2 separate regions of the Homo sapiens genome follow, and region 1 is linked to region 2. A link is a loop called in an ENCODE intact Hi-C map of the cell type or tissue named here. Cell type or tissue: GM12878. All regions are shown on one strand. Links, peaks and the distances in the headings refer to the core of each region. The heading gives the core; the rest is flanking DNA.

Region 1 (2,825 bases), core at 201-2,700, 230 kb before region 2:
ATATGAAGGAACTAGGCTCAAAGGTCTTAGATAACTTGCTCAGAGACAAACTTCTAGCTAATGAATAGTGAAACAAGGATTTCAAACTTGATTTGAATCCATACTTTTAGTCCCCCAAACAACATAATGCATCTATGGGATAATCTATCTGAAATAAAAACATTAGGGTTGGAATATGTGTTTTGAATCCAGTATGTTTGGATGCAAATTGAAATGTGCTCAGGTCAAATTCTAAAAATGTGCTGAATCATGTATACTGATGTTTCACTACCTGTGCAATTGTGTCCTGGGTTAAAACCACAAAATTCACCCAGAACCGTGGAATATTTTAAAGTTTTAAGGGAAACACAATGATACTTAACATCTGTCAGATACTGCAAACTAGTAGGTTGAAGTAGTTCAGTTTTAACAGTAGTTTATACTACATTCCTTTCAATGGCATATCTTTGCAAAGTTTTGTTTTCAGTGATTACTACAATGATAAGCAAGTAAGCAGTAAAAAAACACAATGTAGAACTGATAAAATGGGGGTCCCGGCTATGTCTAGTCTGGATCTAGTATCTGAGAAGTTGTGCAGTATTCACTAGATACATACATATCATTAGTAAGTAATTGTGCTTATCTAAAAATTAAATGTCATATTATTTTTGTAACTTATGTGTATTATTTTCCCTAAACATCTAAGACATTGCTAGGACACAAGCATTTATAAAGTTTAGACTTTATTGCTTAATAAATGAAACTCTAAAGTATTCCTTTCAGTCTTATAACATTGTGAAAACATGACTAAGGCCCAATGAAACGAAAAGCTTGGGAATCTCTGGAAACACTGAGCTTCCTTTTCCTCGGCAATAAAGTTACTGAAACTTGTACATGTAAGTTAATCATGTGAGCAAACTAGAAATAAATGAAGATTTGTCTAATTACGCTTCAATCTGTTGTACTTTAGAATTCGGATCAAGGCAATCTTAGAGAAGATTGAATTTCAAAGAAATATTTATTTCAAAACATTTCTCAACACAAGTATGTGATCAACCATTTTAAGGCTGTGAACTTTCCTTCTGAGCTGGGCACTGCCCCCAGGGCTGCAGATTGTTAAAGGAAAGAGAAGAATGAACTCTACATTTCAGTTCTCTATTTTGCTTATTATGGAATCCTCACAATTAGTCATACTGTTCTCAGAATGAATACAATTCAAAGAAACCCTGTTTCATATCATTGTATTGTGAGGATTAAAAACAATGTGAACCAAAGTCTATGCCAGTCCCAAAATATAAGTCTAACAAACATTAACAAACATTGCCAAACACTAATGTTTATTACTCCCTTTGGAGCCCATCTCCCACTGCAGAAAGGATCAATAATTAATACTCATACTCTTATGCAAAGAATTGCAAACTTGGCCTTCTATTTCATTTTACCCTAAATATACACTGTAGATGAGCAAACTAGAATCTCAGATTACTTCCTCAGTGCTTTATTCACTATCTATCCAGTCAGGGTTCATAGTGATCCCCTTTGGGTTCTGTACATTTAAGCAAGTTTCTTGTCCTCTCCATGCCTCAATTTCCTCATCTGAATATGGGAAAAATAATAGAATCTCCCTGAAATAGTGACTGTAAAGAGTAAATGAGCTAAGATAAATATTTAGGCCAGTATTTGGTGCAGAGTCAATACTGTTTAAGTGTTCAACGAACAGAATTGCATGATACTCTCTGAACAAATCCCACATTTTTGGATGCCTGTGATTTTTCTTATGTTTCTCCTATACTTAAATTTCCTTTCTAAGCTTATCTTTAGCCAAAATCTTTACAAATTCTATCAGCCTATTGAAATCTTCTCTATAAATTTTTCCTTTTGCCTCTTATGGAAATTTATTTCTATCTTCCATTTTTCTGGTCATTTTCCACCTGATATGGCTATCTGCTCATTTTCTTCCCAGCCCTAATCACAGTTTATAAGCAAATATGTCTTTGGTGGCTAAACTATTTAGAGTCTATTATTAAAATTCTAGAAATCCATGTGTGTATTTGGTCACCCCCCACACATAGATTAGAATGTCTAGCATATCATTGATTCAAAATAACAATTACATAATTAACAAATGAATGAATGAACATGTATCTACTCTCAAAGAAAGGTTTCCTTTCCATCTAACATATACTACAGATTCTTTCACTAGTGGATTTTCCCCCAGTGTGTTCCAGTATTCTGTATCTTTAATAATGTCCATTTTGTTTACAAAATTATATGAAGATAATGTTAGATTAAAATATGGTTTCAAATTGTTAAATTATATAAAAATAGATAATAGTGAAACAAGACATAATGCTTATTTAATTTTATGATTGAATAAATAGTGAATTAAAATCACTAAATCTAGCTCACATTGACAGCTTATGTTGACATATTTATATATAACATTATCAGACATCTTTGAAGAATCTTTAAGAACATGTGAATTGCTGTAGAATCTCAGCTTAAAAATATTGTGCTTCTTTTGACTATAGTCCCTATATGTTTTTTTCCATGATACAATTGTGCTAGCATATTACTGGATATTTTTTTCAAGTTTTCAGAGGAAACTTAATCGGTTGGCCAGGAAATACAAACAATAAGTTGGGTGTAAATATATTACACTAGATAATAAGAAAACTAAAAACAAAAAAATTATATAATATATTGTTTAGGGATACTTGAGTATGTAATGAAATTGTAGCAGTTCCTCAAATAACATTGTTTCGTTCAATGTCGATTACCTTTAAACTTGATGAGAAAAAAATTCCACTCCTGGCAGGGCCACCATGAGGAGTTTGCAAATTTTT
Region 2 (2,825 bases), core at 310-2,809:
TTTACCCCCATTTTACAGATGAGGAAAATGGGGAACTTGCTTATGATTATACAGATGGTAGGTGGCAGAGTCTGTGCCCTTAAGCCTTACACAATGCTGCCTTTTAAAGTGGCATGCGCCCTGGAGAGCACGAATTAATTTGCTAGGGCTGCTACGACAAAATGTCATAGATTGGGTGGCTTAAACAACAGACATGTATAGTTCCAGGGATTGGAAAATCCAAAATCAAGGTGCCAACCTATGAGCTTCCTGGTGAGGCCCTCTTGTTCACTTGCAAATGGCCACCTTCTCACTCTATCCTCACATGGCAGACAGAGAGCTCTCTTTCTTCCTCTTCTCATAAAGCCACTAATGCCATCATAAAGGCCCTACCCTCCAAGGCCTCATCTAACCCTAATTACCTCCCAAAGTTCCCATCTCCACATATCATCACACTGAGGGTCAGGGCTTCAATACATTAATTGGATGGGGGTGTGGTGATGGGGACACAATTGAGTCCACAGCAGGGAGAAATGTGAAAACTCCCATGTGATCATAATAGTCATTCAGCACAAACTGTTAAACAAGTGTCTATGCTCTAATCAGCATTGCACACATAATATGAGTTCATCTCCAGGTCTGATTATTCTTGTCATGCAAAAAGCCCATCTCTAGGCTTTTATAATGTTAGGAAAATCCTGTAATTAGTCACCTGAACAAAGTTATTACTGAGTGAAAGTCTGCCTGTACCAAACAGCTTCCCATAGGTGACAGTTGTGGTTTCTAGGGTGAAATCCATCAACCAAACTCTTCAACCCCCTTGTATATTAATAATTAAACACATTTTATTATCTATAAGTGCAAACAGGACATACAAAGTTCTGATGGCAACTTCCAATTTCTGTTCACTAAGGAATTGAGGAGGCCTCTCAGTCACAGTCATCACAAAAATATTGTATTCTCTGCTCAGTTCTATAGTCCTCTTCTTTCAAGTCTGGTGATCATGTGTACCCTATGTAAGTCCTATTTTGATATTTCTAGCATATTGCACAAAATGTTTCATTGTCACTCATGCACTGCTTACAGTAAAATCATTAAGCACTAGGTATTAACCACTGATTCTTACTTTGTTTTCCTCCATCATGTTCTGTGAGACACTGACTTCGTCCTCTACTTGCTAAAGGAAAAGTCTGAATGAGTCAGTGACCTTCCTTTCTCCAAGTAACCTCATACGTTGGGTCTTTGTTCTCTCTGCTATGATAAACATCAGTATTCTTCATATTTTGACAATATCATAGTATTTTTACTCTTTTTGCCAGAAATGTTACTTCCTGTTTAGCATCAAAACTGAAAATACCTTCTTCCACATGGTAAAGCCCCTGAATATTTGCAAGTGACATCATTAGCCAACCCTCTGCCTGTAACACCCACCACCATCCCACATCCTGCCATTAGGGGCAATATGGCTTAATAAATTTCATTACTATATGTGTTAATATAAGTTTTATAAATAAGTTTTCTGTATCTCAAAGAAAATGTGTTAGACTTATTAATAACTTCATTCCTAGTATTGTGAGGCTACTTAGGTATGTGTTCTCACAACAACACATTGTTTTCAGACTTAGTCGAGCAACTTACTTTTGTTTTTTATATGTTTTAATTCACCATTTTTTAAATTTTTCTAGACAGAGCTTTTGATTTCCACATTTCACTTTTCAGTGGTTATCTCTGTTAACTTTCTTCCTGCTTTGGAGTGTAATATTTTGCTACTTCCTCAGGATTCAGCCACAGCACAGATCTGACCTGTCCATCGCCCATGTCTTCCTTTCTGAATCAGCTGTTGTTTCTTAAACTCATCGATTGCATCAATACCCTATTTCTCAAATACATATCTGCAACGTAGCTATATGTCAAGTCTATTTTGTCACTGCCACAATTTGGTCATTTCGCAACTGATTTAGACCTAAACAGTGTCATTCATTTTGCAGAAGCATGAGGCTGTGGCAGTTTTTTGTAACAAAAACAACACTGCTTACTGGTTAAAAAAAAAAATAATAGATTATAAAATATTGTTTCCTTTTTCTTGACTCTAATAATGCTTTTTAAAAAAACTGAAAATCAACTATCATAAATTTAACTATGTATTTTCTTAATTAAATGCGTTCATCCTTTTTGGTTTAAGTAATTGATGAGCAACTTTATTCCAAATTTCTAGTTTTCACAATATCTGCTCCCATAATCATACATTACTATGCTCACTCTAATGATTGACTTTATTAATAAAATACAATATCACCCAGACCTTGGTTTCCAAATATCTTTCCCCACTAAAAGGAACCAGGGGTCCTTGGAGAAATGGTTAAATCCTAGGGCTGGGACATGGAAGGTATGAAATGAATCAGAAACATCTTCATGTTCCAGAATAAAAATAAGTGCTAAAAAGTATAAGAGAATAACAAGAAGATATAGAAGCCAACTTGAAGGGACTCTCACTGGTCAAATCTAGAATAATTTTATTATCAAAATAAATATGAAGAGTGATACATTATAACTCATTGAGTTGAATAAGAATCCCTGGATCTTTATTGATAATAAATAGCCAAATAAATGGGAAAGTAAGAAACTTTCTTATAGTAGAATGTCAATTAATAAAGAAAGGAAAGCTTTCGAGTTAGAAAAATCACTATTTTACAACCAACCTTGTAAAAATTGACTTAGGCAAGAATCATCAGTGGGTGCTAATTCTAGTGGTGAAAACTTTAAAAAGAACAAAAATTTTAAGGTATCTTCCCACAAATTACTTCTTAGCTCCAAAACAAAATTATGGGAATAACAGTACAGTGGGA

Evidence for each region. A loop is a pair of places that touch in the nucleus more often than their neighbours do. Peaks named below come from ENCODE experiments on the same cell type or tissue, not always from the same donor. Only the 100,000 strongest peaks of a DNase experiment are listed, where the experiment ranks them.
Region 1: it touches region 2 in a loop (6-fold over the local background); 1 of 110 quality-filtered maps calls a loop at or near these places.

The regions. Positions count from the first base shown.
Region 1 is chr7:88,627,183-88,630,007 of GRCh38, reverse strand. No RefSeq gene overlaps it. Among named protein-coding and RNA genes, the nearest start is that of ZNF804B, 130 kb to the left of the region's middle. In GM12878, for the core only: no CTCF peak of the experiment used is centred there; a DNase peak (open chromatin) is centred at 1,137; H3K27ac peaks cover 1,242 bases.
Region 2 is chr7:88,394,938-88,397,762 of GRCh38, reverse strand. No RefSeq gene overlaps it. Among named protein-coding and RNA genes, the nearest start is that of STEAP4, 89 kb to the right of the region's middle. In GM12878, for the core only: no CTCF peak of the experiment used is centred there; a DNase peak (open chromatin) is centred at 1,351.